2 separate regions of the Homo sapiens genome follow, and region 2 is linked to region 1. Evidence: chromatin contacts called from ENCODE Hi-C or POLR2A ChIA-PET data. All regions are on one chromosome and are shown on one strand. Each heading gives the region's core, a stretch centred on a gene start or an enhancer-like site at or near the end of the contact. The rest is flanking DNA. Distances are from core to core; before and after follow the strand shown. Region 1 overlaps FGD2 (FYVE, RhoGEF and PH domain containing 2). Region 2 has its middle 71 kb from the start of FGD2.

Region 1 (5,701 bases), core at 1,815-4,314:
AGGCAGGTGGACAAGGAAGCCTGTCCGAGGGCCAATGAGGCAGAGACTGGAGAGAAGTGAGGGAGTGCATCGGGCGGATTTCTGGAGGAACAGCATCCAGGCTGAACGAGCAGCAGGTGCAAGAGTCCTGAGGTGGAAGTGTGCTGAGGGAGGGAGGTGAGATGGGGCAAGGGAAGGGGGAACTCTGAGAAGCAGCCAGGGGTCATCCCAAAGGGCCTGGTGGAGCACACGGAGGGAGGCATTAGATGGGCTTCTAACCCCATGCTACTGGAGGGCTGGGAGCTGAAAACTAGCTCAGCTTTCAGATTTGAAAGAATCTGTGTGAAGATGCCAGAGGACAAGTGTGGGAGCAGGAAGGGCAGGTGGGAAGCTCTAGCAATCACCCCCAGAGATATCACAGTGGCCGGGCCAAGTGACAGCATGTGAGGGGTATGAGGTGTGAGGACGGGCTCTGTTCGCAGTATATCCTGAAGGTAGAAGCAACCAGGCTTGCGGCCAGAACAAATGGTCCCAGGAAAGCAGAAACGTCCATGAAGAGCATAGCTAGTAACAACTCCCAGCCAGCGAGCTCCGTCTGTGGGCTAGGAGCTTTCCCTGAATTATCTCACTTGGTTTTCACACCAAATCCTACAAAGAGGCACTGCTTGTCAAGTTACAATGAATACATGGAGGCTCAAGAGGTTGGGTGATATCCCCAAGACCCTATGTCAAGCCTTCAACAGAACTGGAATTTGAGCTTTTCAGGCTATCAAGGGGGTGCCCTTTGCATGATATCAGCTGCCCCTGAGATTTGGAAAGTAGTAGCATATTACCTTGCCAGGCGTGGTGGCTCACACCTGTAATCCCAGCACTTTGGGAGGCCAAGGCAGGTGGGTCACCTGAGGTCAGGAGTTTGAGACCAGCCTGGCCAACATGGTGAAACCCCGTCTCTACTAAAAATACAAAATTAGCTGGGCGTGGTGGTGCATACCTGTAATGTCAGCTACTTGGGAGGCTGAGGCAGGAGAATCGCTTGAACCTGGGAGGCAGAGGTTGCAGTGAGCGGAGATCGTGCCACTGCACTTCAGTCTGGACAACAAGAGCAAAACTCCATCTCAAAAAAAAAAAAAAAAGAAAAGAAAAAGTAGTATAAGTAGTATACTACCTGGCACGTATTAGGTACACATAGTAGGTAATAATCATTTGCAAAATACCTACTTTTTTTTCATTTTGAGACAGGGTCTCAGTCTGTCACCCATGCTGGAGTGCAGTGGTACAATCATAGCTCATTACAGACTCAAACTCCTGGGCTCAAGCGATCCTCCTGCCTTGACCTCCCAAAGTGCTGGGATTACAGATGTGAGCCTGTATGCATTTCTTTGTATCATAAACATTTAAAAGGTCATGAGCCCTATACATTCACCAGAATGTCTAAAATTATTAATTTTAAAAAAACAAACTTCAAACCTGACTATACCAAATGCATGAGCAGGGGAAATGTCATACATTGCTGGTAGGAATGCAGAATGGTACAACCAATATGGAAAACAGCTTGGTAGTTTCTGATAAAGTTAGACACTTACTCAGTGACCCAATTTTAGGTATTTACCTAAGAGAAAAGAAAACGTGCTCACACAAACACTGAACATGAACGTTTATAGTTCATAGGAGTATTATTCATAATTGCCCCAAACTGGAAATAACCCAAGTATACTTAACCTGGTAAACAGATGAACAACTGTGGTATGCCCATGCAATGGAATACTACTCAGCAATGAAAAAGGAATGAACTACTGACATGGAGAACAAAATGGATGAATCTCAAATATATAATGCTGAGTAAAGGAAGCCAGGCTTAAAAAGCTATGGTTCCATTTAAATGACATCTGGAAAAGGCAAAATTATCAGTCAGAAACAGATCAATGGTTACCAGAGGCAAGGAGTAGGGGTGTGGGTTGACTACAAAGGGTGGCATGGGGACACTTATAGGGGGATTGTGGTGGTAGCTGTATGACTGTACTCTTCTGCCAAAACTTAGAAAATATACTAATAAGGGTGGATTTTACAGTCTGTAAATTACACCTCAGTAAACCTAACAATGACAGCACAAAGGTTGTGTGCCCTCGCTTCCCTCTCCTGACGGCTACCTCATTTTGCTCCACAGTGAAGCCACTCTCCATACTCCCACTCAGATTAAACCCCTGGAAAAGCTTAGGTATCAGTGCTGCAGAATCGACTCTGCTGTCACCGAGCCAGCTGCCTTCAGCATCATTGGCGAGTTTTAAAATGCTGATGCAGGCCAGGTGCAGTGGCTCATGCCTGTAATCCCAGTACTTTGGGAGGCTGAGATGGGTGGATCACCGGAGTTCAGGAGTTTGAGACCAGCCTGGCCAATATGGTGAAACCCCGTCTCTACTAAAAATACAAAAATTAGCCGGGCATGGTGGCGCACGCCTGTAATCCCAGCTACTTGGAAGGTTGAGGTAGGAGAATCACTTGAACCTGGGAGGCAGAGGTTGCAGTGAGCCAAGATGGCGTCACTGCACTCCAGCCTGGGTGACAGAGTGACAGACTCCATCTCAAAAATAAAAATAAAAATAAAAAATAAATAAAATGCTGATGCTGTCCGGGCATGGTGGCTCATGCCTATAATGCCAACACTTTAGGAGGCCAAGGCAGGAGGATTGCTTGAGCTCAGGAGTTTGAGGTCAGTCTGGGCAATATAGTGAGACCCCATCTCTACAAAAATTTTAAAAATTAGCTGGATGTGGTGGCGTGCACCTGTGCTTCTAGATACTCAGGAGGCTGAGGAAGGAGGATAGCTTAAACCCAGAAGGTCAAGGTTCCAGTGGGCTCTGATCACACCACTGCACTCCAGCCTGGATGACAGAGCAAAACCCTGTCTCAAATAAACAAACAAACACCCTACAGGAGGGAAGTGGCCTCAGGTTGGAGGCAGGCAAAGCTGCTGGGCCTGTGATGGGACAAAAACCTGTGACTCATCCATGCTTCCTCCTTTCAGGGCAGAGCCCAGCAATGGCTGGACCTGCTGAGAGCAGCTGAGGGTGTTCTGGCCACTGCTGGGGCCACTGCATGTGGCCTGCTGACCACTGCCACCCCCTGGTGGTCTCTTATGAAAAAGCATCCTCACCCACCAGCGAGGTGGGGATGAGGGGACAGGGATGCTCCTCCCGTCACCCTTCCTCCCACCATTCACCTTTCTCTCTTGTCTTCCCAGCTTCTTCACTCTCTTTCCCTCTCTTTTGCTTCTCCTCACTCTCCTCCCCTCTCTGCTTGTCTTATTGTTCTGCTCCATGATAGAAAGAGCTTTGACCTTAGTTCACCGGGTTAAAACCTGGCTCTGGCATCTACGAGCTACATGACCAATTGAGCCAATTACTAAACCTCTCTGAGTCGGTGTCTTCATCTGGAAATGGGGATAACTCTGGATGGTAAAATGACATAATCCACATAAAACACCTTGCACAGAGCCTGGTCCAATAGATGTTTATTATTATTATTACTACTATCATGACTGGCACTTGACAGGGGCTCAACCATTGGTTGTGGTAGTTTGCTCTCTTTATTCTTCATCCCAGGTAACCCAGGCTATATATTAGACTCCAGTGGGTACTCTTAAAAAATATGCATGCGCCAGGTATGGTGGCTCACGCCTGTAATCCCAGCACTTTGGGAGGTGGAGGTGGGAGCATCGCTTGAGGCTGGGAGTTTGAGACCAGCCTGAGTAACATGGTGAAATCCCATCTCTACAAAAAATAAAAAAATTAGCTTGGCACAGTGGCACACACCTATAATCCCAGCTACTTGGGAGGCTGAGGCGGGAGGATCACTGGAGCCCGGGAGAGCGAGGCTGTAGTGAGCCATGTTTGTGCACTCCAGCCTGGGAAACAGAGTAAGACTCTGTCTCAAAAAAAAAAAAAAAAAGACCCCATGCCTCCCCCAACTCAGCCCATTTAAATCGGTGGTGGTACTTCAGTACAGGCATTGTTTTTTACATTTTTAAAATTAATTTACTATGTGTTTTTCACCAGTACTCTTTAAAAGCTCCCCAGGAGATACAAATGAAAAACCATACTATGGTGACCACCAGTCCGGGGTTACCTGGGGCTTTCCCAGTTTTAGCACTGGAAGTCCCATGGCCCAGGAGCCCCCTCCCCGCAAGGCAAACTGAGACACTTGGTTGTCCCCTTTCTAGAAAGGAATGGACCCATATTTTCTAATCCCAGATCGGGACACGTGGCCTGGGCGCAGATGGCTGAATCAATTCTCTGAAAGCACCACTTGGGGCAGTGGGTCACTGAGGCCACAGGGTCAGTCTGTGGCAGGAGCTGGGTTCAGGGTGGGGAGAGGTGGGCAGGAGAGCGGCTGGCAGTGGCTCAGTCGGACAGGTCCCCATCGTTGGGCCAGCTGGGGCTCCAGCCACTGGCCGCCCGCTCCATGGCCTTCACCCAGCGGCCCTTCAGCTCCTCCGTCTCGGCCTTGAAGGTGTAGAGCTGGCCTGACTGCTGTAGCTGGAAGACCCGAGGGTCCCCCTGGGGCCCAACAGTCACCTGGTAGCCCAGCAGGGGGATGGAGGTGTGAGCCCTCATGTCCTGGGGGGAGGAGAGAGCAGTGGGCCACTGTCCCCTCTCAGTCCTACTGCCCCAGATAGCCATCGTGAAGGCAACAGCCACGCACGCACAGCTCACACCCTAAACCCCCATGGGTTGGGGGTGGGCTGGTGAAGGCCATCGAGGAAGAGGACAGAAGAACTGGCTGCCTCTGAGGGCAAAGCAGTGGTGACCTAGAGTCAGGGCACAATTCTGAAACCTACCAACCTTGAGACTCCAGGATACCATATCCTCATTGGGCCTCAGTTTCCCTATCTGACATATGGAGCTAGCAATACTCACCCCTGACCCCCTTCACACACACGCTGTGGGAAGGCCAGGGCCTGACGGGGGGCGGGCAGGTGGTGGCCTTACCTGAGGGGCAGCATAGACATAGAGCACGAGGGGGTCATCCCGAGGGATCACACACCAGCCCCGGGGGCCGCTCTTGCCCCACTTGTCCCCGATGAGCTGCAGGAAGCTGCACATCAGGCTCTGGTCAGGCGTGGCTGAGGACCCTTTCTAAAACCAGAAGGAGGGACTGTCAGGGAGCAGAGCAGCCGCAAGTGCCAGATGTTGGTCTGGGGGCTTGACAATCACTATCTCCAATCCTTACAGCAGTACTGAATGGAGGGGTCCTTGGTCCTTGAGGCTCAGAGAGGTCCCATCAAGTGCCTGTGGTCACACAGCTAGCTGGCCAGTGGCAGAGCTGCAGTCAAACCCCAGCCTGCCTGAACCTGTCGCGTGTGTGCCCACAAGGGGCAGGTGCCGGGAGGGTGCCTGGAGCTGCTCCAGGAAACAGAATTGGGCCCTGAGAAGGGGCTGAGCATCTCCAGGGGCAGGCTGTGTTGCCTAGTGGTCAGGGGGTCCTGGGCCTGGAAGGATGGGGAGGATTGGAAACGGGGTGGATGCCCGTGGAAAAAGGCCAACTTTTTTTTTTTTTTCAGATAGTTTCTCTCTTGTTGCTCAGGCTGGAGTGCAATGGTGCAATCTCAACACATTGCAACCTCCACCTCCCGGGTTCAAGAGATTCTCCTGCCTCAGCATCCCGAGTAGCTGGGATTACAGGCATGCACCACCATGCCCGGCTGATTTTTTTTTTTTTGTATTTT
Region 2 (5,311 bases), core at 350-2,849, 49 kb before region 1:
AAGAAATGGATAAAGACTCACAGACCACACTTCCCATCCTCCTCAATGCCTCCTTTTGTGCTAATGAGGTAGACCCCTTCCCTAGCATGCAAGGATTAAATAAGGAGCTGGGGCAAGAGCCATGTGTAGCCTAGAACCTGAGAGTTTAAAATGGTCTTCAACATGAGCAACAGTCCTATTCCTTGGAATGTTTCTGTACAACAAAGATGGAAGTATGTGGCCGGGCGCAGTGTCTCATGCCTGTAATCCCAGCACTTTCGGAGGCCAAGGCAGGCAGATCACAAAGTCAAGAGATTGAGACCATCCTGGCCAACATGGTGAAACCCTGTCTCTACTAAAAATATAAAAAATTAGCCGGGCGTGGTGGTGGGCGCCTGCGGTCCCAGCTACTCGGGAAGCTGAGGCAGGAGAATGGCTTGAACCCCAGAAGTGAAGATTGCAGTGCACCAAGAGCGCGTCACCGCATTCCAACCTCGTGACAGAGCGAGACTCCGTCTCAAAAAAAAAAAAAGATGGAAGTATGAGAATGCTCATCATAACAGGGTTATTTATAATAGCAGTAAGTTGAAAACAACCATAATAATGTTCATCCATTGAGGGATGCTGGAATAAACCATGGCATACGCATGCAATTGGCTTCTCTGCAGCCATGATGAATAATGCATTTCCTACATGATGTTCCATAGACTCAAGCCCCAAGAGGATCCCTCAAGGGATTTCATGGTGAAATGTGTTTAAGAAGTGCCAGTCTCTGCTTGATGATTCAGAACACACATTAGTAAATTAGAGACTCCAAGAAGTCCTTCAGCAAAGCAGCCCATTTAAGTTGGCATAAGCCTATGCATCTCAAACAGTTCGTGGAAGACTCCCAATTAATAGCAAAATGGTCCTAGTGTTCTGTGGAGCCAATTTGGGAAATACCTGTGTAGCAGACACAACTGGAAAGAGTTGAGTGAAAAATGCAGATTTTGAGAGTCTTTGCAGCATGATTTAAACAAATAAACTTATGTATATTTGTATTTGAAAAACGTCTAGCAGGATGCATGCCAGAACTTTAATAGTAGTTGAGGCCATGGGATTATAGGTGATTTTTATTTTCTTCTTTGTTTTCGTCTTTTAGGTTATTTGGGATCTCTAAATTGCCTTTCATCACTGTATATAACATTTTATTTTATTTTTTCAAGAGATGGGGTCTCACTCTGTTGCCCATGCTGGAGTTCAGTGGCTATTCACAGGCACAGTCATAGCACCATTGCAGCCTGGAACTCTTGGACTCAAGCAATCTTCCTGCCCTAGCCTCCCAAGTAGCTGGGATTACAGGCACGTGCCACCACGCCCGGCTCTATATAACTTTTAAAATTAGTAAAAAAAGAAAAAAAAAAGCCAGCCGTCAAGAAAAGGATCCAGGGACAGCTGAAGACACTTTCATAGTGCTGCTGCACCTAGAGGAGCTGGGGCCTCCAGCTCCAAGAAGAAGCTAGGTCCTTATTTAGGCAGAGACATCCCGAGAGCCCACATTCCAGTGGGAATCCTTCCCAGAGCATTCCTCCTCCAGCACCGCCGCGGCCAGCTGCAGCCTGGCTGCTCCCTCACAGGGCCTCCCTCTCCTTTGGTAGCAGCCGCTGCTGGCCCGGGCCAAGCTGCACATCTGGACCTCATTAAGAGCCGCCAGCACCAAAGCCGGCACATCTGGCCGCCGCGAGACAGAGTGCAAGGCAGGGCAGCAAAGGGGCAGGGGCATGTCAGGACAGGGCTGCCCATGCGGGCTCCAAGGCAGCCAGGGCTCCTCTGAGACATCTGGAAGTGGGAAGGTGGTGGGCGGCTGGCCGCAGACGGTGTGCTGCTTGCTGGCGGGGCTGGCTCTGGCCCCTCTGGATGCAGCAGAGTCGTGCCCTGGCTGGCAGAGGCCTTTTAGGCTGAAGGGGGCAGGTCTGGCAGAGAGACAGGTACTCAGGACTCCAAGCACAGTGCTCTTGCTCTTGGGGAGGGCTGGAACTGGGAGCAGTCTCAGGACCATGTTGAAAAGAAGGACTAGACAGGAATGGGGTTGCCTAGCTCTGTGGTGACCGAGCTGTGTGGCTGCAGGTCAGGAGGCAGGTTTTCTACATCGGGAAGGAGAATTCCCATGTATGAAGTTAGAGGGGTGGAAGTGTAATGAGGCACCTTGGAAACAGAGCTTGCCTGCTGCCTGCTGCCTCCTGCCTTTTTCCTACACGAGGACATGCACAGGTCCCTGGCTCTACCCCTGTGGCACCATTATTTTTCCCTTTGGTGCCTGTGAATCTAAGGCTTTGTCAGCCCTGCCAATTTTTTCTTTGCGACAACAGCAGATGCTCCTAAGATCCTTTCCAAAGTCAGGCAGAGATCAAAGAAACCAACTAGTCGATCGAATGCAAGAATCTACCAGCCCTTCCCCTTTATCCTACAGCCTTAGACCTCAAATTGGTCCCACATGAATGGTACCCACCAGATTCTCCTGCCTCTGCTCTCCATCTTTAGCCCCTGCCCACCACAGCAAGGGGGTCCACGTACCCACACTAGTGCCCTCTGAAGAGGCCACAGCAAGAAAATTCTCAGATCTAGTGGGTGCCTGCCACTGAGGTAGAAGTGAAGGGACTATTGCAGAAAGTAAAAGGGCTTCACAGTAAACAGATGGGTCCAAAACCCAGCTACTTAACTTCTTTGAGCACCAGTTTCCTCATCAATAAGATGAGGATACCTCTTACACAAAGAACTATTTTAGGTTCTGTAATAGAAATATAATAGAGTCGGGCTGGGCATGGTGGCTCACATGTGTAATCCCAGCATTTTGGGAGGCTGAGGTGGGCAGATCACCTGAGGTCAGGAGTTTGAGACCAGGCTGGCCAACATGGTGAAACCCCGTCTCTACTAAAAATACGAAAATTAGCCAGGCAGGGTGGTGAGCGCCTGTAATCACAGCTACTCAAGAGGCTGAGGCAGGAGAATCGCTCGAACCCAGGAGGCAGAGGTTGCAGTGAGCTGAGATCATGCCAGCCTGGGTGACAGAGTGAGACTCCGTCTCAAAAAAAAAAAAAAAAAAAAAGAAAAAAAAAGAAATATAATAGAGTTACATGTTTCTCCAATAGAAATGTAATGTAATTATATTTGTAATGGGGGGGTATTTTACACTTTTCATTCTGGAATGATTTTAGATTTACAGAAAAGCTACAAAGATAGTACAGTGGGTTCCAGTAAACCCTTCACCCGCTTCTCCTAAGGTTGACATCTTGCATAACCAAGGCACATTTGCCAAAACTGAGAAATTAACATTGGCACAATACTATTAATTAAACTACAGACTTTTTTCAGATTTCACCAGATTTTCCAACACATATGTGATTTAAATTTTTCTATTAGGCACACTTAAAAAAGTAAAGAGAAACAAATGATATTAATTTTAATAATATACTTTATTTAACCAAAAATATCCAAACTATTGTCACATCAGCATTAATCAATATGAAAAACATAATGAATGAGATATTTCACATTTGTTCTCTTTTTTTGTTGTTGTTTTTTTGAGATGGAGTCTCAGTCTGTTGCCCAGGCTGGAGTGCAATGGCGCGGTCTCAGCTCACTACGACCTCCACCTCCTGGGTTCAAGTGATTCTCCTGCCTCAGCCTCCCAAGTAGCTGGGATTACAGGTGCCCGCCACCACACCCAGCTAATTTTTGTATTTTTAGTAGAGATGGAGTTTCACCATGTTGGCCAGGCTGGTCTCAAATGCCTGACCTCAGATGATCCACCTACCTCGGCCTCCCAAAGTGCTGGCATTACAGGCATAAGCCACCATACCCAGCCCACATTCTCTTTTTTAATGGTAAGTCTTCTAAACCAGTGTGGATTTTAAGCTCACAGCGCATCCCAATTTGGACACTAAATTTTCCCTGGACATACTTGATGTGCAGTTAGGCATTCACAAAATGTAGAGTGGAAACAGTAGCTTCACATACCCAAGTTGTTCCAAACATACTTAAAAGTTTTAAAAGTCTTCTGATAATGGAATTATCAGTTTTTAAATTTAAAATAAAATTTTAAAAATGCATTTCCGGCCGGGCGCAGCGGTTCATGCCTGTAATCCCAACACTTTGGGAGGCCGAGGCAGGTGGATCACCTGAGGTCGGGAGTTTGAGACCACCCTGACCAACATGGAGAAACCCTGTCTCTACTAAAAATACAAAATTAGCCCGGGCATGGTGGCACATGCCTGTAATCCCAGCTACTCGGGAGGCTGAGGCGGGAGAATCGCTTGAACCTGGGAGGCGGAGGTTGCGGTGAGCCGAGATTGTGCCATTGCACTCCAGCCTGGGCAACAAGAGCAAAACTCTGTCTCAAAAAAAAAAAAAATGTATTTCCTCAGTTGTACTAGTGCTTGATAGTCACATATGGCTAGTGACTGCCATATTAGACAGCCCGGGTTTAGAGGATTAAATGAGATGATGTATGGGGAACTGACCAGCACATGGTAGGTGTTCAGTAGATGGTGTCTATTGTTGTTACTGAAGCCTAGAGTTGCTTCTGATGAAATCCAATTTCTAACGTAATCTTTCATGCGTATCCACTGCCAGGTATAATGGAAGGATGCAGAGAAAGATCTTGGTCAGGGAAGAGAAAAAATGGAGGAGGGATGAGATGAAGACACCTCGTACTTCTGTAGGCCTTTCATGGGCTGGGCTGCCACTCAGGAGCACCTTCACTCTCCTCCATTCAATGCTCCTGACCGTCTTCCTTCAGGGCAGGCACTGTTACTTACCCCTGTGCACAGATAGAAAACCGGGGCTCTGAGAGTTGAAGCAATGGGAAGGCAGGGAGCCTTGAGTTCCCACCCAGCCACTGCTGGTCTCATTCTGAGGTATGGATCCTCATCCCCTCTTGGGGCCTCAGTTTCCCCAAAGGGGTTAAGTAAATGAGAGTGAGGTTGGTTTGGATTACTGGATCTGTCTCTGAAATTTTAGGATTATTCAAACAGGGGACATTTGGCTGGCCCTCATCTTGCAAAATTCACCCAAAGCTGATTTGTAAATAGGTAAATAGATGAGAGCGAGAGTGAGAGAGAGAGAGAAAGTGAGAGAGAGGGAGCGCACATGCACTCGTTTTTCGATTCACAGTTGGGGGTCGCGGCTGCCATGTAGTTTGTAATATTTGTGTCCACAGCAGGTTGGGACACCCTCTTCCAGTCTTGAGGTGCCTAGGAAACCTAATTAATTATGGAATAATGGAGCGCAGCTTGTGCTAATATAGAACCAGGGCCGAGGGAGTTAGGTGTCTCAGGGGATATTTATAACAAGC

What was found. A loop is a pair of places that touch in the nucleus more often than their neighbours do. ChIA-PET counts read pairs that join two places held with the same protein, here RNA polymerase II (POLR2A). Pooled maps may share reads with other maps.
Region 2: a loop to region 1 is called in a pooled map, with 1.9 times the contacts of the local background. The contact joins two enhancer-like sites. A Hi-C loop is called at or near these places in 1 of 168 maps with a recorded cell type or tissue (posterior vena cava) and 1 of 50 pooled maps. POLR2A ChIA-PET finds 5 or more read pairs at or near these places in 8 of 52 experiments (AG04450, BJ, CD8-positive, alpha-beta memory T cell and 5 more).

Annotation. Positions count from the first base shown.
Region 1 is chr6:37,026,839-37,032,539 of GRCh38, reverse strand. FGD2 (FYVE, RhoGEF and PH domain containing 2) reads right to left here. Exons shown (of 16, transcript NM_173558.4): 15 at 4,965-5,111; 16 at 3,471-4,592. The coding sequence ends at 4,377. Among named protein-coding and RNA genes, the nearest start is that of FGD2, 24 kb to the right of the region's middle. RefSeq lists an enhancer at 2,818-2,897. Within about 2 kb of position 3,064, at least 5 of the 41 ENCODE cell types and tissues checked have a DNase peak (open chromatin) inside an H3K27ac peak, as active enhancers do.
Region 2 is chr6:37,074,404-37,079,714 of GRCh38, reverse strand. No RefSeq gene overlaps it. Among named protein-coding and RNA genes, the nearest start is that of FGD2, 71 kb to the right of the region's middle. RefSeq lists an enhancer at 1,762-2,290. Within about 2 kb of position 1,599, at least 11 of the 41 ENCODE cell types and tissues checked have a DNase peak (open chromatin) inside an H3K27ac peak, as active enhancers do.